Regions from separate parts of the Mus musculus genome. Here all the other regions are linked to region 3. The links are chromatin loops, found by intact Hi-C in ENCODE. Cell type or tissue: left cerebral cortex. All regions are shown on one strand.

Region 1 (8,000 bases), 60 kb after region 3:
GTTTCAGTAATTCTCTTTATATTGTGGCCTCAAGCCTCATGGCACACACATATTTGGCAAATGTTTTTATCTAGGACATGGATTTCTACTAACAGGATTTATCACAGGAAGTTTCACTTTTAATGAAATTTACCTTATCAGTTTTTTTTTTTTTTCTGAATCACACCTTTGATGATGATGTAAGAATGTCTCCCTTGCTATGGCCTGAGTAGTTCAGAACTCAGCATTTCACATTTAAGTGTCTTTATACACGCTGAATTTGGTTTTGTGCAAAATGTAGGCGAGGCTGTAGATTCCTTTCCTACATGAAGAGCTCTCGTTGTTCTGAATCACTATGGAAAGATTTTTCTCCATTATATTGCAGCTGCTCCTTTGTCATATTATCAATTGACCATCCTGATGTGCATTTCTGAGCTCCATATTCGATTTCTCTGAAACGGTGATTATCTCCAGTATATGTTATCTTGATCACTGTAGCTCAAGAGTAAGTCCTCAAGTCAGAAAATATCTTGTGATTTGACTCTTCTCCAAAATGATGTTGTCTTTTCAAAGCTTTTTGCCTCATCTGAACTTTGGAATCATGTACATCAATGATATATAAAGTAAATGTCTAGAGCAGTGGTTCTCAACCTTCCCAACATTGTGACCCTCTAAGACAGTTCCTCATGTTATAGTGATTCCCATAACCATAGCCTCACTCGGGGTGAAGGAGAATCAGAGCGAAGGGTCTTTCCTTGATAAAGGCCATTTAGGGACAATGTTCACATTCCACTGGATGGCCTCACAGCCAAGAATACACAGACAACACACTTGGAGCTCATAGCTGTACTTTTGCTACAATTATGAATTGTAACATCAATATCTGTGTTTTCCAACAGTCTTAGGCAACCCCTGTGAAAGGCTCGTTTGACCCCCACAGGAGCTGCAACCCATAGGCTAAGACACACTGGTCTAGAATTTCATCTATAATTCAGTGGAATTCCTAGATCAATTTGCTAACAAGCTGGCATCTTGACAGTGCCGAACTTTTCTATCCACAAGCCTAGACTATCTCGTGTTTCTTTCACGTGGGTGTTATATTTTTCCTCTCATAGTTCTTGTAAGTGTCTGCAGCCTCTCTCTCTTCCCTACTATTTTCTTTCCCTCTCTCCTGCTGATGTAAATGAACATGGTAAGAAAGCAGTAATCTTATTTCTGTTACGTGTTATGTTTTACCCTGTATGTTCACTAGTTTCAGATGTTTTTCCTCTCCCATCTTTAGGGAAGAGAGTCATTCTTTAGTATTGGCTAGGAGGACGGCTGTCATTTGTAAACAAAGAGTTATTTCTCCCACCACAGATGCATCTCTGGGTTTGCTTTTGATCAGCTAGGCTTCCCAGTGCAGTCTTGAAAAGGAGTGGGAGAGGAGTTCTCTTTTTCCTGTCCTTAATCTAGGGAGAAAGTGTCTAGTTTCCCACTCTTTCTGTATGAGATTAGCTGTATCATTAATATATATATACATATATACTTGTATTAATTTGTGAAGAATTCTATACATTAAAATTTGGTCATTTAATCTCAGTTAACTCTTCTTCCTACCCATAGTCACTTCCACCTCTTCCAGGCCCAACTACATGTCTAATTGCTTTCTTTTTAAAAATAATCCATTGGCTCCAATTTGTGTTGTCTGTGTACTCCTGGCTGCGAGGCCATCCAGTTGAATGTGAACATTGTCCCTATCTTTAAGTGGCCTTTATCAAGGAAAGACCCTTTGCACTGTTCCTCCTTCATCCCGAGTGAAGCTATTGCATTGTGTGGAGTGCTTGCTCCACATCTGTTGAAATATGTGTAACTCTTCTTCTTTAGCATGGTGATGTGATGGATTGCTTTTATTTTATTTTCCAATGCTGACCGGCCTTGCATATGTTCAATAAATCCCACTTGGTCATAGCGTATGGTCCTTCGTGTACATTCTTGGACTTAGTTGCTGATGCTTTCCTAAGAATCTTCACATTTATATTCATGAGAGATTTTTGCCTATAGTTTTCATATTCTGAGAAGCCCTTGTCTGGTTTTAGTATTATCATAATGCTGGCCTCATTGCTTAAGCTTGGAAACATTCCCTCTGCATGTGTTTTCTAGACAAGTACAGAGAATTCTAATAGTTTACTCATTAACTATTTGAAAATAGATAATATTTACTGCTAGTGAACCCGTATGGGTCTAATGATTTCTCTTTGAATCTGTCATTAGTTCATATATATGCAGGTCTGTTTAAATTATCTCCTTTATGAGAGGTTCAGCAAGTTACTTCTCTGAAGAAAAGGGTTCGTTTCACCTAGTCTACCTAGCTTGTGTACAAAAGGTTGTTTATGATATTGTGTTTTAGTCTGTTTAGGTTGTTTTTGAGACATGTAGCTCCAGCTGGCCTCAAACTCTTGACACTCGCCTTATCCTCAAGTGCTGTAACCATAGACATGTGTTCTTGACTTATAATAAGTTTTATTGTCATTTTAATACTTATAAAATTTTCAGTGATGTCTTTTTTTCATTCGTGATATTAGCAACCCGCACCTCTCCTTTTTCATCATGGTTAGTCAGACTGTGTTGCCAAATCAGTAACTGATATTATTTTAGAAAAGGGAAGGCTATTTTGTTTCTTTTCTTTTTCTTTTTCTTCTTCTTCTTCTTCTTCTTCTTCTTCTTCTTCTTCTTATTATTATTATTATTATTATTATTATTATTTTATTTCATTAACTTTCTTTTGTGATTTTGTTGTTGTTGTGTTTTTGGCTTTAGTCTCTCTGTTTTCCTTGTTATGATGACCGATTTTTAGTCTTCTTCAGACTTGAGTTTCTGAGTACCATAACATTTCAATTTTCCTTTTTAATTTACTCCAAATATGTTTACACAATTATCACTCCCATTGAAATCCTTTCTTTCAGTGAATTTATAGGAAGTAAAATTTGAGAATTTTGATGGTATATAATACTTTCAGTAACCACAATCATTCAATTATTTCTCTCTTCTCAATTAAATGGCTTTCTATCATTAGAAGAAGGGTATTTATAAAAAATTAGAATTGCACTATCTATTAAAGAAAAGTTGAACGAAAAATCAGCTCTGAAGTTTCCTGTGCAATCCCAGCCATGAAACAGTGTCAGAGTTAAATCATGAGTTTGTTGCCTTTAAAATGATAGGCCAGAGTTTAATCATGATTTTGTTACCTTTAAAATGATAGGCCACACTTGTTTTTAATTTCTTTTTTTTTTTAAATTAATAGGTCAATAATTTCTTTCAGTTTAAAATCTATAAAGATGGACAAGAAATTTTAAGATGTGTTTTGCTAATATTAACACACCATCTCTTAGGCTTTGGGATATAAATTATAGTCTTATACCAAACCCTTAAATCAACATAATCAAATGTGTATATTCAAAAGAATGTATAAAAATAATTTAGCAAATTGGAAGTATAATCACAAAGGAACTTTTAAAATAAGCTGACTTTTCTTAAGGAAGAACCGCAGCCATATATATGTGTGTATACATATGTATATATATATGTATATACATATATGTATGTATATACATATATATACATATATATATGTATATACATATATATATATATTTCTGATTTCTGCCAAGGCACATGAAACTAGAGCAAAGGACTTGAAGAAAGGGATAGAGCTTCAGAACTCTGTGCTCCTGAAGGGCCTCCATGTGACAGAATGAGAAACAAAACTGCCAGGCATCTCCCCTAAACCTGGGAGAGGCAGTCCAATGTTACCATACGTATATATACATATATATTTATGTGTGTGTGTGTATATACATATACATATATATATATATACATATATATATATATATATATATATATATATATTTAATCACATGAATCATATGGATATAATTTGCAACCCAGCCACTATTCTTGGTTAAGTCATTTGCCTTGAAAACATATATTTAGTCCCAAATCTCTCAGAACAGTTCCTACTAAATATATCAATGATTATCTTCAGAATAATATATAATCAAATGTACCCAAGTGCAATTCAGGGCTTATAGTTTTAAGTTCATTATTAGACACAGCCTGGCAATGTACCCTGAGGTCAATTCTATTTGCCCCTATCTTACAGGTTTGCCTAACTTGCTTTTGATGAGTTACCAAAAGTCAGAATGTATTAGTGAGTCAGTTTTGGTACAATGTATCCTGAAGGTACATAGCTATTTAATGTTCAATAAATATCAGGTAGTAAGATAAGAATTTTGTGGCTGAATTCTTAGAAAAAGATTCTTGTCATTTTTTTTAACTGTTATAGAAAGCAAATCAGAGTGACAGAAACTGGTGTGTGGTGAAAAACACATTTGAAAATAATGTGAAATAAAAGCTAATTGCTTATTTATTAAGAGCGAATTTTAGTATGAACACCACAAGAAATGTAAATTCCTGCCCCACTAAAATTGGTCCAACTCTCCCTTTGCTCTCGCTGACTGCTTGGAGACGAGTTAGCAGCTAAGGTGATGTGCAGGAACCTTGCCAGTATTAAATTTCAAGTGACAGAGGAAAATTCAGTGTAAGAGGGAATTCAATATGCATGGGAAACCATTTGTTCCCTCTGCCTCTTTGATCCCTGCCAAGGCACAAGAAACTAGAGCAAAGGACTTGAAAAGGGGGATGGATCTTGTGCAGAGCCCAGAACTCTGTGCTCCCGCAGGAACTCCTTGTGACAGAATGAGAAACGAAACTGCCAGGCATCTCCCCATAAATGTAGGAGAGGCAGTCCAATGTGACCATGCTTGGGGGTGCTCGTTGTAGAGATGAAACTGAAGTTTGCAATAGCATGCATCCCACTCCTCACATGCTGGCCATGGCCTGAATGGTTGGAAAATCTACAGGCCATACTTGTTCATTTTCACAGATGCCTGTAAATGCTGGAGAAGTTTGCAATTTGTTCAGCTCAAGAGTAAACCATTTCAGTGAAACAAACTCCACTAACTTTTTTGGAAACATTTGTCAGCAAAACAAATGTTTGTATCTAAAATTGCCAAGCCATTAAGATGTGAGAAAGAGAAACAGATGTTTTTTTAGGGGTTGTTGAATTTGTGTGTCTTGATGGCATTTCTATTCTTCCTTTCTGCTTCCCCAGAAAACATGTAGCATCACCCTTGATGGGACGATAAACTACATGCAAATAAAGTCCACTTTTTATTTTATGATGTCAAAATATAATAAAAATGGGTTTTATCACTTGCACAGTTTGCACTTTGTTTCTAAGAAGTGCAAAGTCAGACAGAGAAATTATCTACTTACTTGTCTAAGTTTTTTGATGAGTTCAGCAACAGTCAGGACAGCTTACTGAGTCATTTAGTATATTGGAGCCCAGTAACATCTACAGCATATTTATATGTAATATATGTCTTGGACATAAAAAAATCAAAAACAAAGACATATTATTCATCTAATTAAATTAATGACCCCAAACACTCATTATTTCAGCTTTCTTCACGATGGCTTCCTTAGTTGAAATATCATAAAATATTAATCATCCTGTTGGACCAACACAGATCCTCGCTAAGTAGAGATGGTTGGTTAGAAGACAGATGATTATTTGTGCTTATCATTCCTCCACTTCCTTTAACTAGAATAAGATAGTTTAATACTGAGGTTTGTTTGATTGTTGAAGTACTAACAATCAGTCCAAGGGCTAAGCAAATGCTCTACCACCAACCTATTCCTCATCCCAGTAAGGAGATTCTGGACTAAGTGTTAATAGTATGATTGGTAGGTTAATATCTAAACTTGCAAGCACAGTAAGTTTAATGAATATTTTTTTTTATTACTGAGCAGCAATGAGCATGAACATAGCCCAAAGTGTGAAAGACACAGTGATATTTACAAAGAAGAGTGAGTGTCTCCTTATCTTGTATATTCAGCCCCAAGGTTGCTCTCACCTAATATAGCCACCACTCTTCCACATTCAATTCCTCCTCCTGAACACATTAACTTAATTAATCCTCACCCACATATATGCAATAAGGACGGTGTAGACATTTGCCAATGTTTCACAGACGTCAGAGAAAGCTCAGATAAAGTCAATCCACATCAATGGGTCAAACCAGCTCAGAGCCGTCCTTGGCTTCATGTTTGTGTTCTTAATCAGTAAAGCATGCTGCTTCACAGAGCAGCCAGGGCTGAGCACTCAAATGGGCAGAAAAGTGAAAATGTAAGCACAGAGCAAAGGCTGTAGCAATGTTGCAGTTTCTGGAGTCATTCACAACACTCAGCAGAGTCATATACAATGGGGTATTCAGTTGAATAGATGTCACAGGTTTGAACAAGTAGCTACCCCCAATGGGATAAGGCAGGCTTGAAGTTCTTGTATGTTTTGGAGTCTCAGAATTCTAAAATCATTGTGTGTCACTTGAGGGTTTTTTCACTTTCTCAAGTGTGTCTGCTCCATAGTGGGCCCGGTCTTGAAGACTTTGCCACAGGCTGGTCCAGCTTGGGGTGCCATCATCACTGATGGATCCCTGCCCACTCTGGATCCTTATTCCTGCTCCAGCTCAGCTAGTCTCCCATGTTGAGGTAGCATGGTGCTGAGCATTTTGTCCTTGCTTCCCATCCCCTACTTCCTAAACTACCCAGCCTGTCTTGCTTAGCAAACACTTTGTCATCTTTGTATTCTTTTTCTTTCCTTTCCCTTCATCCTTAAGAATGCCATGCCCTACCATGCCCACTTGCATTTTTACTTTTTAAATTTTATTTATTCACTCTCAGGTTATGGTTGATGATCACTAAGTACAGGAGTAGCAAATAATTATATCAAGTAAATGGAAGCCAACAATTTTAGGGTGAAAGTGAGAATCTTAGGGCTCTAAATCAGTTTTCCAACACTTTTTAAAAACATTTTTGACTCCTTCTGAAACTTTATCAAGTATCTTGTCCTAAAATTAAAATCAATTTTTCTTAGTGCCACTCTTTAAGAAATTTTACTGCTTCTCAACTCCTGCTGCTACTTGGGGATATACTTGTTTACTACTTTATGTTGTGTGTACCATTTTCTTCTGAATTATAGGTTGGTTTTATGACCATAGATTGATTTGGAAATCATATCTGTCGTTGTTTTTTGAGAAAACCGACTTTGAGTTTTAAACTAACTGAAAAATATCTAGAATGTAGGTGGATTGTAAGTCTACAACTATCTTGTATCTATAAATCCACTTCACAAATTTCACATGAAGAAATTGGGCAGTTTACTGACTGTAAACTCAAAACTGACTTGTCAGTTCATTTGTCTAAGGTCATCTGTCACACTATTAAATACATATGGAATCTAGAAAGGTTACATTTTCACAGCATCTCAGCCTGTCATAGGCGAAGGCTCCTGAAGAATGCTGAAGTGGCTGCCTCAGGGAAACAGAAGGGCGTGACTTGATCTTTCCCACATAACTCATCCTTCTCCTAGCACTGGGGATGGGTATTCTCTTGTTCCTGCAAAATCCCAAGGTAAATAGGAACATGGGTTACCAAGTCTTACTACAGATCTTTCTGCTTTTCTGGCTTCCTCCTAACCCATTGACATAATGATGCTCACTGAAGATGAACATAGTATACTTTGCTTCCATGACTATGATTGTCTGAGACCCCTCTTTTCACCGACCCCCCCCCCCCCGGCCTCAAGAATATCTCTGAATATGTCTTGGGCATCAGACTCCCGAAGAGCTCAACACAGAGAAACTGAGATAGAAAGCAGGGGTTGGAGTTGGGCTAACTATCTCTGGATTGAACCCTGGTTCTGCCATTTGCTCTGGGCAGGCCATGAGAAGCAGATCTCTTGGAATTAAGAATAGTGAAGTTTGTGCATTTCTTACGTAAAATTATAGAAAGCAGAAGTATTCTAGACTTGACTTTTCAAAATGTTGAAAATGCTGCATTGCACATTGAGAAAGCATGGAAATAGAATATGTCTGAGTTGGTTTAATATACTCCTTATACACAGAGTATGAGAGCGG
Region 2 (8,000 bases), 120 kb after region 3:
ACAGCCATCCATGTGAGCATTTTACAGCCTGACTCTAGGAATGTTCGTGGGCTACAGACTGAGGTCCCCATCAGTGCCTGCACGTTGCTTATTGTATGTCTCTTAGTCCTCTGTAATCCCAGTGGGAGAAAGCAGAGGAAGCAGAAACCTGGGTTCTTTGCTTGTTAGCGTTTATCTGAAAGACATGACAGGTTACTTAAGGGCTGGTGGGCCCATCCCCATACCTCAGACAGCTGCTCTCTGCCCAGCTCAGCCCCTGCTGTTGAGCCATGAGTCCCACCATGTGTGCTTTTTGGTTGGTGGTTTAGTCCCTGAGAGCTCTGGGAGTACTGGCTAGTTCATATTGTTGTTCCTCCTATGGGACTGCAAACTCCTTCAGCTCCTTAGGTCCTTCTCTAGCTCCTTCATTGGGGACCCTGTGCTCAGTCCAATGGATGGCTGTGAGCATCCACTTCTGCCTTTGTCAGGCACTGGCAGAGCCCCTCAGGAGACAGCGATATCAGGCTCCTGTCAGCAAGCTCTTGTTGGCATCCACAATAGTGTCTGGGTTTGGTGATTGTAAATGGGATGGATCCCCAGGTGAGTCAGTCTCTGGATAGTCATTTCTTCAGTCTCTACTCCACACTTTGTAACTCCTTCCATGGGTGTTTTGTTCGCCCCTTCTAAGATGGTTAGAAGTAACCACACTATGGTCTGTCTTCTTCTTGAGTTTCATCTGTTTTGCAAATTGTATCTTGGGAATTCTAAGTTTCTGGGCTAATATCCACTTATCAGTGAGTGCATAGCATGTGTGTTCTTTTGTGATTGGGTTACCTCACTCAGGATGATGCCCTCCAGATCCATTCATTTGCCTAGGAATTTCATAAATTCATTGTTTTTAGTAGCTGAGTAGTACTCCATTGTGTAAATGTACCACATTTTCTGTATCCATTCCTCTGTTGAGATGGTAACTTAACCTGTACTCTTGGCCTTCCTATTTTTTCCCACTCACAGTGTGCTGGTTGTCAGTGTAACATGCTAAAACCACATGCTCACCACATGCCAGGTGGACTTTGTCACCTGGTAAAGACACAATAACTTATGTGTGATTGAGTCTCCTTCCAGACCATGGCCCTCTGACATGTCAATCATTTAAGGGTCTGCCTGGTGTTGACATAGAGGGCTGGAGGTTGTGGTAAATGGAGGAGGCTACACATCTGACCTGTAGGCTGGAAGAAGTAAGCACAGTCTCAAAACCTTGGCCTGCTTGCCTCAGGTTCTGGAGGACACACTCCCAGCTGGCCTCCTCTGGCTGTTATCTAGCTCTTTAAAGATTTGGAAATTAAAAAGCAAGCACCCCAAGTGATAATGAATATCTAGTAGATTCTTTGAAAACAATCCTCAGGCTTCAGAGGCCCTGAAATCCAGGGACGCCTTCTGAAACTGGAGAGAGAAGAGGTTCATCCTAGGGACACCAAGTTTCAGGAAATAGGCATGAAGGTGTTGGTTCCAGTTTAGTAGGAAACCTGCTTAGGACAAGTCAACACAATGCTGCAGGACAAGTCAACACATGGCTGCAGGACAAGTCAACACATGGCACGTTGCTGGGCATTGCAGCCTCTTGGTGTTCTCTAGGCTTCTGAGAGTCTTTGGAACCTTTTGTATTTTATTTTTCGTGTGTGTGTGTGTGTGTGTGTGTGTCTGTGTGTGTGTGTGTGTCTGTGTGTGTCTGTGTGTGTGTGTGTGTATGTATGTGTGTGTCTGTGTGTGTGTGTGTGTATGTATGTGTGTGTCTGTGTGTGTGTGTGTATGTATGTGTGTGTCTGTGTGTGTGTGTGTCTGTGTGTGTGTGTGTGTGTGTGTGTGTGTGTGTGTGTGTGTGTGTGTCTGTGTGTGGTATTGGTAGGGGTTAGCTAGGACTTCACAGGTACTTAGAAGATGCTACCACTTAGCCACGCCCAAAGCCCTCCAAATCAAATGTCTTATGTGTAATACAGAGCAGTGATCACATGACTCATTAATTACAAGTGCACAGTCTCAAAAGTAAATGGATGCTTTTCATGGCCTCTCTATACTTGTGCTTATAGCACTAATTTATTGTTCTGTTGTTCATTAAACAGTAATAGGCTTTTCATGTCTAAATGTGCTAACAGAGAACAATTAAGAGCACTCTTGATTTTTCAAAACCTCTTTCTATTAAAATCATTCTACAAACTTCTCCTGATAAGGAGGTCATTGTTGGAGATAGAAGAGGCTTTGTTTTAACCAAGCCTCCTTGAAGATTATCTGCTCCTGGAGGGAAAAGCCTGAAACTGTTGACTTGATTACCTTGAAAAGATACTAAACAAGTCTTCACTTGGAGTCTAACCTGGAACAATGAGTCTTAAATACAGGTAACAAGAGAAACAAAGCGCGGTCCGGAAAACTATGGCAACAATGGCTCATCAACTGTGTTAGCTCACTTCTCAGAGGGTGGGAATTTAAAACTGAATCGGCTTAAGACAGACTCCTTGCACCCTGCTTTCCAGACAAGCCTTCCCATCCCTAGCTATAGAGTCCTCCACCTTAGATTTTTTGACTCTCCCATCCACCCACTTTTTCCACACATCTTTTCCCCAGCTAGTTCCTGACTTTCCCAAGACAGAGAGAAGCTATGTTAGGGGCTGTAGTCTTTTTTTCCTCTTCCGCTTACTGGGGGTGTGGGAGGTTGTGGGGGGGGGGATCTGTTAGTGGTGGTAGGGACATAAAAACTGCATTGCTTGATAAGGATCTGAGATCTCTTTTCCTGATTCAGAACCCCTCTAGAGCTGGAATTAGGTTGTTTAGCAAACAATGATTCTGTCTTCTAGACTAAGACTTAATTGTTAGTGCTAAGTAGCAAGGTGCTTGCTGTATTTCCCTAGAATGACCCATTTTGCAAATGTTCAATTCACAGTCAGCACATAAGGGTTCTGAGCCCTGTTTTTCCTTTTTCTTATCTGAGGTCACAGACCTCAGGAGAGCCCAGAAGGGTTACAGGCCAAAGTCGTCTTCTTGGAACTCTCTGCTTGCTAGGAGAGGGCTGCCTGCAAAATAGATGCCTTGGGAAAAGGTTGGGGGCGGGTCACCTTTTCAATGCTGAGAAGGAACAGCTGGTTTGAATTTCTCTCCCCTTCTGTCTCCTGCTGCCTTCCTCACAAACCCATGGAGAGGAGGATTTGTCCAGAAGGAGCCAGCAGCATGAGGAAACTACCTTCTATTTCTATGGGGTGCTGTTTTGTGGCCTCGCTGAATGTGCTGACTGGCAGAGAGGGCCTAGATTTTACATGGCTAACTTTGTCAGAAACCCGCTAGAGCTTTGTCTGGAGAACCTTCTTCTAATAACAGCTTTTAACTAAAACTCTAATGGAAATAAGTATCCTAAGGTCCATATGGAGAACTGGGTAAAATGGCAGAGATGTGACCCAACATACAAAAGCAAGCCAAGTGTAAGAATTACTTGCTTCTGTGGTGGACACCATCTCTAGTTCTAAATCGCTATCTCCTTATTCATCGCTCATGTTGACAGGGGACTGCTGCTTCCCACCGTCACCCTGGGCTGGGGACACACACAGCAGGAGGGCTGGGGACACAGCAGGAGGAGGGCTGGGGACACAGCAGGAGGATGCTCCCTGCTGTTTCATTATGAACAGGTGCAGAAACGGGGCCCTGTGGAGCGGAGCTCCAGCCCATGATTGTGACTAGGTGTTCTGAATAGTGCCTATCTTAGCCTGCTTACAACAGCATAATAAATCCAGTGCTTACCATGAACATGTAGTGCTAGGAAAACAGTAAAAATAACATGGAAATGTTTGGGAAAAACACACGATATGGCTTGACTATTTTTATTTAGTTTTGAGGTCATCCACGCTTTTTTAAATCCTGAGCATGTGGGTGCATACACACACACACACACACACACACACACAGAGAGAGAGAATAAAACTCACATCTCTCGAGTGAATGGTAAACCAGTAACAGATTTTCTGTCTGGCTCCTCGGCACCCTTGCCTCAGGCCCTGTTGGTGTGTGGTTCGGCAAGCAATCAAAGGTCATAATTTCATTGGCAGTTAGCATCAGGTTTAATTTTTCTAGCATGTTGCATTTACCAAAATGTCTGGTTTTAGTTAGGCCAAGCACTCTCCGAATCAAGCTTTGAGCAGTATTGTGTGTTTAGGTACCTGAGGTTTATGGAACACACATGCTAATTGTTTTCAATCACTTTCCTTTCTAAACACAAAAATGTGTTTTCTGAAGCTGAGCAACAGTAGTCCTTGATGACAGTGCTCATTTCTTGTAGAAAAGGGCCTCCAAACAGGTAAAAATGCCAATTTAACAAGACTGCCGCCTACTGATGGTATAGTTGAAAAGAATACCAATTAAGGTGTTTTATTTTTTTTTTTTTTAATTCACTGCTTTGGGTTTCTTTTTAAAGGTGCTTCTTAAAAATTAACACACACCATTTAAATTGCATTTCAGGAGTGTGACCAAGTCCATATAGATGATGTTTCATCAGACGACAACGGCCAGGACCTGAGGTGAGCGAGCCTTGGTGCCCAGACTGAGTTTTCCTCTGTTAAAAGAGTTTAATTACTCAGCAATTAAGATGAATTTTCTGTTTGATTAACTCCGGGCTTCTCTTGCATCTAAATAGCACATACAACTTTGGAACAGATGGCTTTCCTGCTGCAGCCACCAGTGCTAATTTATGCCTGGCAACTGGTGTCCGAGGTGGTGTGGACTGGATGCGGAAACTGGCCTTCCGCTACAGACGAGTAAAAGAGATCTACAACACCTACAAAAACAACGTGGGAGGCAAGTGGCTGGTGGAGGCCTCGGTGGGCTGGGCCAGGAGTGTACACCTACAAAGTGCCACTCACTCTGGGGCCACACTGTTGGGTATAATAGAATACGGACAGTTTTATCTAACATTAAATTCTACTACAATTTTATAACAGACATAAGACTAGAACCAGCTGCCCTGGCTGCCAAGTGCCATGGGATGGCGGTGGCCTGCAGTGACCTGGGATAGCCTGCAGTGATATGGGGTGGCCTGCAGTGACCTGGGATGGCCTGCAGTGACCTGGGGTCAGCTCCTTGACCTTTTCAACACTCAATGATCCTTCCAAACCAACCTTGTCCACAACACAAGATGGGTTATAACATTGTTCCCTGTCCTGTGTTGTGTTAGCCTGAGTTTTCTCAGCATAGTTCATGATGGTCAAAGTGGCTTAAATATAAAGGAAATAACAATCAGTTAATATAATGGCAGATGCATGGATGGAGCTGTTTCCAGTATGGCTGGAAAATATGTGCATAGTAAATATGTGCCTTCCTCCAGCCAGGAACCAGTCCTAGGTCTGGGGGGGAGAAACATCATTCCATAGAGTCAGACAGCATGCCAAGACACTGTCCCTAACCACCCCAAGGACTGTCACCCACCCTAGAACCAGAAGGGCAGTCAACTCGTCCCCATAGTCCATGGTTAGAAATGGTCCACTGAAAGATGGGGATCTGGGAATGTCCAGGGACACACACAGTCCCTGAAAACTAAGCACACATTTGCAAATGAATGATAATTGATGGTCTCTTTGAACTGTTTCTTCTTTATGAATCTGCATGGTCATGTGGGTGACGATATGGGTTTCATGATCGTTCTACCTCGCAGGTCTGCTTGGCCCAGCTAAGAGGGAAGCCTGGCTCCAGCTGAGGGCTGAGATTGAGGCACTCACAGACTCCTGGCTGACCCTGGCCCTGAAGGCCCTCTCCCTCATCCACTCCCGGTGAGGCCCCCGTGGGCATGGGCTGGGCAGTGGGCATTGCTCAGGCTTGCTTATCTTGAAGACTTATTTGTCAACAGTTCTTCCTTCTCTGTGTTCTCATAGGACGAACTGTGTGAATATTTTAGTAACAACTACGCAGCTCATCCCAGCATTGGCAAAAGTCCTGCTATATGGATTAGGAATTGTGTTTCCAATAGAAAATATTTACAGTGCAACTAAAATAGGTAAGCTCTTTATGGTTTTACCTACTGGTCATCCTTGAGGCCAGTGTGAATGGAAAGACACTGAATGAAGCTTATCTTCAGAATCCTTGTTCATCAGAAAAAGGGAAGGGTAATGGGGAATATCAAATATAACCCACACAGCTGAATGATAAAACTTTGCTGGAGAAGGTAAAGGCTGGGCATTCAACGTACAAATGATTTAACATCAGTTCTGAGCAATTGGATTTAGTCTTTTAGATAACTTTGAACACAAGTGTCTTTGTCAGGGTTTCTCTTCCTGCACAAACATCATGACCAAGAAGCAAGGTGGGGAGGGAAGGGTTTATTCAGCTTACACTTCCATACTGCTGTTCATCACCAAGGAAGTCAGGACTGGAACTCATGCAGGTCAGAAAGCAGAAGCTGATGCAGAAGCCATAGAGGGATGTTCTTACTGGCTTGCTTTCCCTGACTTGCTCAGCCTGCTCTCTTATAGAACTAAGACTACCAGCCCAGAGATGGTCCCACCCACAAGGGGCCTTTCCCCCTTGATCACTAATTGGGAAAATGCCTTACAGTTGGATCTCATGGAGGCATTTCCTCAACTGAAGCTCCTTTCTCTGTGATAACCCCAGCTGTGTCAAGTTGACACAAAACTAGCCAGTACAACAAGCATTTTGTAAGTTAAAGCAAAAGTTAATACAAACCCATACAAAGTGGAAATAAATGCTTCGGGGTAGTTTTCTCTATTTTACTGGAAGTGGGGTTTTGTTGGTTTTGGCTCAATATGTATAAAAAATTGATTTTTCGTTTTAATTCTGGAAAGATAGAAAAAAGAAGCTTCCCACCAGAGAATACACACTTGGGAGGGGCGTCTGATGTGTAGTTAGAATATAATAAACTAAGGAGAAAAAGGATGAGAAGTCCTGACTTGTTCTCAAGAGGAGGAAAGAACTACCCATGATCCATTATGACAACAATATGCAAATAAGCCTCCAGCAGGCAGGCACTGGATGTGGAAAACTGTACTAGCCAATTTGCATATTCATCTTTACATTTTACAAATGAGGAAACATAAGCACCCAGGCTTAAGTTGTTTGGGTAAATGGCTGAGAGCCAAGCCTAGGGTCACTCTAATCTGCACTCCTCTCTACAAGGAGACATCCTGCTAAGTGCCTGGCTGTGTGCAGGGCTCTAGAAGCTGTTGCTTCTGGCCAGGAGGAAACAGAGGTCAGTGTGGACCAGGTAGAGAAGAACAAATAAGAATGCTTACGGAGCAGATATGCTAATGAGGTCCCTGAGTGGCTCTCCTGAGGTGCTCATGAAATGCTGGCTGTGAGCAGCCCTGAGCACGCAGCCCTGAGCACGCAGCCCTGAGCACGCAGCCCTGAGCACACATTAGTGCCCTGGGTATTCACTGTGAGACAGAAAAAGGATGGGCATCCTCAGAGTACAAAGGAGGCTGATGCTGGCTGCTGACTCCATGGAAACACAAAAGAGCAAAAGCAGCTCCCTCAGCTCTGACTTCCAGCTTCCTGTCGCCTTCAAAGCTTTTGCTCAGTGGTCACTAAACAATTATTTGTTTATAATGTGAATTTTCTACCAGATTAAGACATTCCTGGGGCCCTTTGTTTCTTTTTCCCCACAATGACTACAGTGTGCGGCGTTCCTTATACACTTAGACAATGTGTATGTACTCAGAAAATGGGTTTGGATGAAATGGATAAACATCTGTGCATTGGAAGAGGCTGGGGAGGCCATAGAGTTTCTTATAGGCAGCTGGGTCAACACTGCCATGTTAACCAGGAAAACAAGGTTACCGTGACAGGAATGCATGGAGCCTGGGCAGCTGAGCCTACTACCATTTTTAAAAAATCTGCCGATTCCATGTCTAAGAACAACTCATGCTTCTTAAACTAAAACTTTTTTTAATGAAAAATAATAAAAACAAGCTCCTTTTTAAAATAATCTTATGTTCTGTTCTGTTTTTGTAAGCAATGTAGGGATTGAAAGACCT
Region 3 (8,000 bases):
CTACTTTTGTTCTGATTTTTATAGATAAGTAGAACACTAGGTAATATTCTCAGACGGGGGAATTATTTCATATCTTTTCTTAATTGCTGCACTAGCCCCAGAATATTGAGTGGTATTGAACAGGGTTATATCCATACATAGATGTATAGGTACGAAAGGTATACTTAGTGGTATTTATTACACAGATCACTTTTTCTACGGCTAGGTTGATAAATGAGGAAAGGTTTACAACGGAAAACTCAGCAGATGAACAACGAGCTGATAACTATGTTTTCAAGAAGGACACCTTTTTGTTCCAAAGCAAATTTATCAAAGACTTTACTAAGCAGGCTCATCTTCAGTATTCGATACAATAAGCCTTTGGTCCCTTAAAGTATTTGTCCCTCTCTGGCCCTTTTTGTGATTTGAATGCACTTGGAAGCTAAACTCCAGATTTTGAAACTTTTGAATATTCGTGTAAAGCACGGCCCTTCAAAATCAGTATTTGAATTGCTAACAACTCATAGGCTTACACTCTTGGGAGGAATTTTGAAGACATTTAAGCATAACGTTTGCAATAATTCAATACATTATGAACTGTCATTGAGTTTAGACAAGTGTTTTTAAGTTTCATTTCTTAAGATGGCCAGGGGTATAGAAACTTGTTAGCTGGGAATCATGGTGTGTAGCTGTATAGGTTTGAAGTTGTCTTTCTAATGTCTTTCAGAGAAGGTTTTATTTTATGCTTGTGAGAGTCTTTCCCCCGCTCTGTTTAGAGTTTGGGGACATGCACACAGGAATAGTCATGCCTTCATATGATCAAACATTTAATATTTGACTTTCTCGATGCTTGAGTTCTCCTAAGGCCCAAAGTGTTTAGTAAGTAAGCAAGCAGCTGTGGATTTTCAGCCTTTGAAAACTCTTTGTGGTGACAGACATAGAAGTCTAATTGAGCCACCGTTCAGTTCAACTTTTAAGTGCCAAATAAAGTCAGCTGCTCTGTGAGTTTCACAGGCATGATAAATGATTTTTTGAAAAAGAAAATTTCCACTGGAGTGTGAAAATGTATTTCCTAAGAATACAATGGGAAAAAAAGAGGTCCTTGCAGCAGGAACAGAATCTTTTTATCATATAACCAAAAGTATTTCAGTCAACATTGTCAATAAATGCTGATTTTGAAAACAGTCCTTTCCTTTTTAAAGCTGAAGACAGGAATGATGTGTTCCAAACACTTGTTCGTTTTTGGTTTCAGAAGAATTATGTTTTCTCGGTTTCTTTAAAGGAGATAATTAAAAAAGCTGTATAGAATATTACATTAAGATAATATCACTAGCATTTGAGCATTTAGTTTATGGAAGCTTTGATAAGAAAATGCAGTGTTAATATGTGACAAACATTTACCTCCCCGTAGAAGTTCTTTCTCACTTTAGGGTGAGGTTTTATTTTTAAGACTTGAGATTTATATTACAACAGAGACCTGGAAATGCAGACAGAGGAGAAATGTATATCCTGCGTAAGGAGCATTCTTTGCCCCCCCCCAATACATTCTGATTAGAAAATAACCATTGTCTTTCAAATTGGGGAGCCCACAGGTTGATCTGTGTTGGGCAAAAAAGCAGCTTGCCTGCCAGCCCTACTTAGATGTATGTTCACTACTTTCACTTTGAAAATTTATTTTCAGTTTGAAAAAAGTTTTAAATTCTAGTCATTTTATAAAGATTGCTTCTAGCAAGCAAAAAAGCCTATGGAACCCCATAATTTAGACAGTCCCTCATTTCATTGGCTCCGTGCGGCTGAGAGTTAGAATCTCTTTCCATTGCAGTTTACTTCGCACAGAACATTATTAACTTTTGGCTTCATACATGATCTGCTGTCAGATGCTTTTGATTGGTGATTTAGCAAAGTATAATAAACAGGGCAAAAGTCATGAGTTTTGCTCTGTATCCTGAGCTCTGTGGTAGGGAAAGTGTGATAAAATGTGTACCTTAAGTCTTGTTTGATGATCTCTCAAAGCACGTTTGCCTTCTGGAAATAATTTCTGGGGTTGAAGAGCACGGTATTAGCAGATTTAATGTGGCTGTTCAATGGATTGACGAAGTACTATGTGAGCTTTAACAAAATGAGGGAGACAAATTGAACATCAACAAAAGTTACATCTGTGAAGAATTATAAATTTAATTAGAAAAAAAAGGCAAACTTAAAAGACCTCATTAACTAATCAGAAGTCATAGTTGCTAGAGCAGGAGTCTTGACTGAAACTCGCAGGAGCTCCGTTATCTTTCTCCTTTCTCTTTCACATGTCTGGCTATATGCTACAACAGTGTGGCTTCTACTTGAAGGGGGTTTAAAAAGCATTAACATGAATGACTTTGTTGTGCTAGGAGATGATCATTCATAATAAAATGTATATTAATTTTGCATTCCTGAGAGTACTGAAATTAAAAATAACATACTAGAAGATAACAGGAATTATATTAACTTTACAGATAAAACAAGTAGACTTATTGGGTACCTAGCAGAACTTTTTTAGAAATCACGAACTCCCCTTATTTTGAATGAAAATATCCTTTATTAATTATTTTTTTGAAATGCACCTTGGTTTTAGAGGTTTAAATGGAAAAAAAAAGCTTATGCAGACATTTTCAAACACAGGAGGAAATGTCCAGCCATCAGAAAGAGGTGTGCTTTTTAGATAAGCCACTGGAGGAAGAAGGACGTCTCCCTACCACACTGTAACCTTGCACTGCACATAAAAAACTAAAGCATGTGAAGTGTAGCATTTTGTAAACTGTAACTAATTTCACTCACATCTGTGTCTAATTGTTGTCTGCATTCGCATTCTTGAGAGTAGATTTATTTTTCCTGGACCACGATGTGGGTTCAGCTGACCAGCCTAAGTGAGGATTAGTTGTTTTAAAGTTATTTTGATTAAAGAGTCATTTTTAAATACAGTAACACACAACACATGGTTTAAATAATCCTTGAGACACAAAAGAATATATCTGAAGTACACTTAATGAGAGGAAGAGCATGGGTACGGACTTTTCAAAAACTGTTCTCTCAAAGTAAAGAAGAAGCTAGGCTGCCAGCAGAAGAGAAATTCACTCTTAAGCCGCTTTTTATTTTCAATAACAAAATTCATTAGAATATTCTCATTGCTGGTTTTATTATTATTATTATTTATTTATTACTACCAAATTTGATGTTTTTGCCAAACTAAGAGAAACAGTAGGTTTTAAACTTCAAATATAAATACAATGAAACTTTAAAAGCTTACAATGAAATAAAGTTCTATTTTCAAGATTAGGTATTCTGGCTGATTTTACAGTGGGGATGTATTTTAGCATTGAGCAGTAAGTATGCTTTAATGTACTTTTATGTAATTAAGCCAGGAGAGTTCTGAAAATGAAGTCCGTTCTCACCTATAATTTATCCCAGGTGTATAAAAGTAGGAGAATTTTATCCTTGAGATATATTGCTGCAGTTTCTAAAGAAAACCATTTAATCTTGTGTGAGAACATTAACTTTAAAAAAATGACTGAAAACTGTTAGCAAATAATGGCCATCTACAGTCATTAAAGTTAGCACTCCGTAACTTCAGTTACTCAAACATCTTAAAGAAGTGTTTTTGTCCTGCACGTAAAAAATGCATACCTAGAAGTTCCAAGTAACATTATCCCAAGTTGTTCAAGCTTAATGATGCTTTATTCTTGCTAAAAAAGGTTGTGTTTCTTAATTTCATAAATCATAATTAAAAACTAGCAGGACTCAACAGAAGATGTTTATGTGGCTAACTTTAATGTCATTTGAGACGCTTCAGCTCTCATCTTTGTTCTGCAGCCTTAATTGATGTCAGTTCAGGTTGAATGAAAACGTACATCAAACGTACATTTGGAGTACTGTGCCATTTCTGAAGTTAGCCAGTGTTTCTTTCTGCCTGCCCAAGAGTTGGTGGGAGCTTGCAAGCGGGTATCAGCCTGGCTCACCTGAACTCATTACCTGCTGGCCCTTCACAACTGCCTCTGAGGAGCAATGACTAGTACTACTTTGAATTAGTGGAGCTGTGCAGTAAAATTTCTCAGTTCAAACTTATCTGGAAACTCAATATGCAGGGTGACGGGGCTGGTGAATCGCGTACTCAAATATGCATCCTACTTCAGTCTGCAAGATGCGATTCACGTGCGTGTGCTCGCGCGCGCGCGCGCGCGCACACACACACACACACACACACACACACACACACACACACACACTTTCATGTTGTCCAGCATAGCTGGCTTTTACCTTGGCATAGTTAAATGAGTACATTGCTGAGAGCTGGGACTTGGGGTATGAAAGCCTGTCTTTGCCTTGTTTCTTGACCACAGCATTGCCCGAAGCTGTTTCATTGACTGTTAAATGACAAATAGGTAACTGGAAGAAAACCATCCTGATAAGGATAAGAAATAGTGAGGAGGCTAAGGGGGTGGGCGGGCGCTCTAGTTCAGCTGGCTAGAGCAGAAGATGAAAGATTGGAGGATGCTGGGGGCTAATGCCCCAACTACTGCTGCTGTTAAACATACTCATTTGTTAATAGCTTTTTTTTTTTCTTCCCAAGCACCTTTTCCAAGCTGCTGGGGCGAGATTGCTTTGCGTGTTGACTGGGGGAGGGGTAATCCCGTTTGCAGCTGTCATAGGCCAGTGATGAATCACGAGCCCGTCATTTGACTGCCTTCCCCTCCTGACAAGGGGAGGGGAGGAGGATAGACCTGCAGGAAGAAACAACAGTTGAGCCCTCCACTTAAAGACACTATGCCTTTCCTGGCTGCAGTATCCTCCCTTTTCTCGTTTGGTTAAAAGTGAGCATTGTAGGGCTCAGCCATGTGCTCTATGTAATTAAGAGCTGACAGTGAAGCACAGTTAACAACCACTTCTAATTGTCTACCCCTGACCACAGGTGCGAACGTCTCACAGCAGTTCCGATGTTGCTCTTTCCTCAAGTTGCAGGTAAGACTTTCGTTGATATTCAACATTTTTTGTAGCTTACCTTTCTGTGACCCGGATCTATATTTGTCTAGTATTTCTTAATTATTTCTATTAATAGCAACAGGCTGGGTTGGGAACGACTTACCAATTTGTGTGTGTGTGTGTGTGTGTGCACGCGCACATGTGTATATGAGTGTACTTGCAAAAAATTATTACGTTATGTGGGAAAGGCATAAGAGTCTTGATTTGAGGCAGTTGCTGTCTGTTTTTAGGAAAAATGAATGTAGAATGATAATTAGGAATCACTGGATTTGAAATCATTTCTTGTTTGAATGCAGATACTTTGAGGAAGTAAAATGGCTCATGTAAAAGCTCTTTTACAACTGATGTCCATCAGTCACTTCCAGTGTAGCCTCTCAATTAAAATGACACAGGTGAGGTGAGGAGCAAATAATTTCAGCATTATATGTGTAATATTAACTCTCACACCCCTGGATTATGAGTCTTTAGAAAAAAATATAATTTTAGGATATACTGAATGGGCATTAGACTTTAAAAGTTTGTGCTGTCAGAAAATGGAGTTGTGTCTAAGTATCTAGTGACTTTAAGTAGTTTCACTGTTCATGCGCTAGCATGGTACATATGAGTTCTGAAATTGTCACTACGACGCCTTGCCGTTGTGCTTATATCGCAGAAGTAACCGGCAAACTTAGGACCATCTGGGAGGCATTGAACTGGTTTAAATATGGTGAAAATGCAAAATTACAGCATTGCATAGAATTGCCATTTTCCCCCTAAGTGACAGCTGAGGTACTCGGAATGCTAATGGTCCCAGGGACCGCCTGAGCTGCCGGCCTTATCCATTGTCAATTGGCTACGCTGTATGTAATCCACAAAGCAAGCAAGTGAGCCGACATCATAGGGTTTTAATGCTGCATTTGTTTCAAGGGAAACAGAGGAACAATTAAGTAGTAAGCCAGAGTAAACATATGCATCAGGACAGTCCCATTCCCTGTCACTGGACAGGAGGCTTCAAGGGTTTTATTTGGTTTGGAGACCCATTAAATAACAACTGGGTGTTAAAGTATAAAGGGAGTACCCAGTGCTAATTTATTACATGAGACGGAGTGTACAGATTGTGATTTATTTCTGTTCCATGTGTTCGCATGTTTGCTTTTTCTTTTAGGAAAGTCATGCTTGGGGTTTTGTTTTAATATAAATATGACTTCATGTTTTCCTCTGAATGCTAAAGTCTATGCCATTGTCTTACACTAGCTTATGACTATCATTATACAAGAGGAGGGAAAGACTTAAAAAAAAACTGCATGTTAAACTTTGGCTACACAGGCTGAGAGACACCTTTTAGTAACACACGTGACGAAAAGGGCTGGAGTCAGATGCAAGGTGAACTATCACCAGTCTAAGAAAATAGACACAATGGGGTTTTTGTGTGCGTGTGTTTCAAAGGAGGTGTCAAGTCGTTAGCACATTAAATAGTGGTGTTATGAATTTGGTACATCTGTCAAACAGAAAGCTTCTTGTCTTTAGGTCTATGGAAATGCAGGATCTAACCAGCCCGCATAGCCGACTGAGTGGTAGTAGCGAATCCCCCAGTGGTCCCAAACTCGATAGCTCTCATATAAATAGTACTTCCATGACTCCCAATGGCACCGAAGGTGAGTCCGGCTCTTCTTGCTCTGCCCTGTCTCTCTCTTAGTGTCTGCTCTCTTTCTGCCTGTGAGCCCAGCCCTCAGATACATCAGACATTCCCTTCGCTTCTAAGTGATTTGACTTAATCCGTGTTCTCCTCTAATTGGGACTCCCATATTACTGGATTATCACATTCCATCGACTGGTGTTAGTTTAAGACACATATAAACATATGTATTGAAATATATACAATGTGTATACACATAATACTTTTAAATTTGAATATGTTTCTTCTGTTGATCTGCATATCCCAAGCATGGTATTACTTTACATCATTTTGCTATAATGACTATTGAAAATTTGGAATTATTTCATTTTATTTTCTGTTTTGTTAGCAAATGCAACCAAAATTTTTTTAAATGTCAACACTGAACTGGATTACTTCTTAAATTAGGGAAACAGTTTTTGTGTCTAGTATGCCTGTGGCTTTGGCCACTGTAGTATAAACAAGAGAAACTAAAACTTAATACCTATGAAGTACACAAGCCTATTTGGCAAGTATGCATAACATGTATTCGCTTTCTTGCAGATCGAGTAGAATACTTTAAACACAGTGTTATAATTATTTTAATATAATTAGTGCATAGGAATGTTCATGTAAATTGTATATAAATAGACACATCTTCTTCAATCCATACATATTTCATTGAAAATACAGAAGGTTGGTGTATACACATTACTGTCTGTTATGCACAGCCACTTAGGTGATATGTATATTTTTATAACTCAGATGTATAGGAGGACATATTGCCCATTGGGTTACATTAATTTCAGCTGGAGCCTGTGGAAAAACTCGTCACTGATATTGGTGCTCATATATTTGTTATTAAGCCTCAGGATTGTGATGGATTCATTAAGTAAGATTTATTAGAAGTTTAATGAGTCATCTGTGTTAGGATTCGATTTATAGACAAGCCCTTACATATCAGTTCCCCAATTGACATGATCTTTTAGCTCAGGTTTTAAAAAACATAAGCATAATTAATTTATGAATCATTTTGTAAATAATGTAAATATTATCGTTTGGGTGCAGTATTTGAGTATGTATTGGGGAAAGCCCTTTAGAATGTGAAAAGCTAAGAAATTCATAACAAGACACAGAAATCATTTATTTCTGAGTTTTCAGTTATGTCTTGTTTTTTATGCCAATAGTAATTACTTTTATCTACAACTGTTTGCTGGCTGTCTTTACGAGTGAGTATGTCCCTGCCCAGAGTTTATGGAGAATAGCTGTTGTGAAAGGAGAAGCTTTGTGCTGAGTTAGCAACCCAGCCTCCTCTGCAGAAAGCACCTTTCCCTCCATCTCAGTCGTCAAATGAAATTTACACAGAAACAGTTTTAATGTA

Evidence for each region. A loop is a pair of places that touch in the nucleus more often than their neighbours do. Peaks named below come from ENCODE experiments on the same cell type or tissue, not always from the same donor. Only the 100,000 strongest peaks of a DNase experiment are listed, where the experiment ranks them.
Region 1: a loop joins it to region 3, with 2.2 times the contacts of the local background. A loop is called at or near these places in 2 of 42 quality-filtered maps.
Region 2: it touches region 3 in a loop (2.7-fold over the local background); 6 of 42 quality-filtered maps call a loop at or near these places.

Annotation. Positions count from the first base shown.
Region 1 is chr1:14,241,654-14,249,653 of GRCm38, reverse strand. All of the region lies in intron 9 of Eya1 (EYA transcriptional coactivator and phosphatase 1), which reads left to right. Among named protein-coding and RNA genes, the nearest start is that of Eya1, 65 kb to the left of the region's middle. In left cerebral cortex, no CTCF peak of the experiment used is centred here; DNase peaks (open chromatin) are centred at 1,080 and 4,636; H3K27ac peaks cover 530 bases.
Region 2 is chr1:14,181,161-14,189,160 of GRCm38, reverse strand. It overlaps Eya1 (EYA transcriptional coactivator and phosphatase 1), which reads left to right. Exons shown (of 18, transcript NM_001310459.1): 13 at 4,477-4,535; 14 at 4,652-4,812; 15 at 5,666-5,780; 16 at 5,883-6,004. Among named protein-coding and RNA genes, the nearest start is that of Eya1, 130 kb to the left of the region's middle. In left cerebral cortex, a CTCF peak has its summit at 4,344; DNase peaks (open chromatin) are centred at 3,988, 4,085, 4,706, 7,029 and 3 more places.
Region 3 is chr1:14,301,390-14,309,389 of GRCm38, reverse strand. It overlaps Eya1 (EYA transcriptional coactivator and phosphatase 1), which reads left to right. Exons shown (of 18, transcript NM_001310459.1): 2 at 4,916-4,965; 3 at 6,493-6,620. The coding sequence starts at 6,497. Among named protein-coding and RNA genes, the nearest start is that of Eya1, 4.8 kb to the left of the region's middle. In left cerebral cortex, no CTCF peak of the experiment used is centred here; DNase peaks (open chromatin) are centred at 442, 768 and 4,728; H3K4me3 peaks cover 3,110 bases; H3K27ac peaks cover 1,228 bases.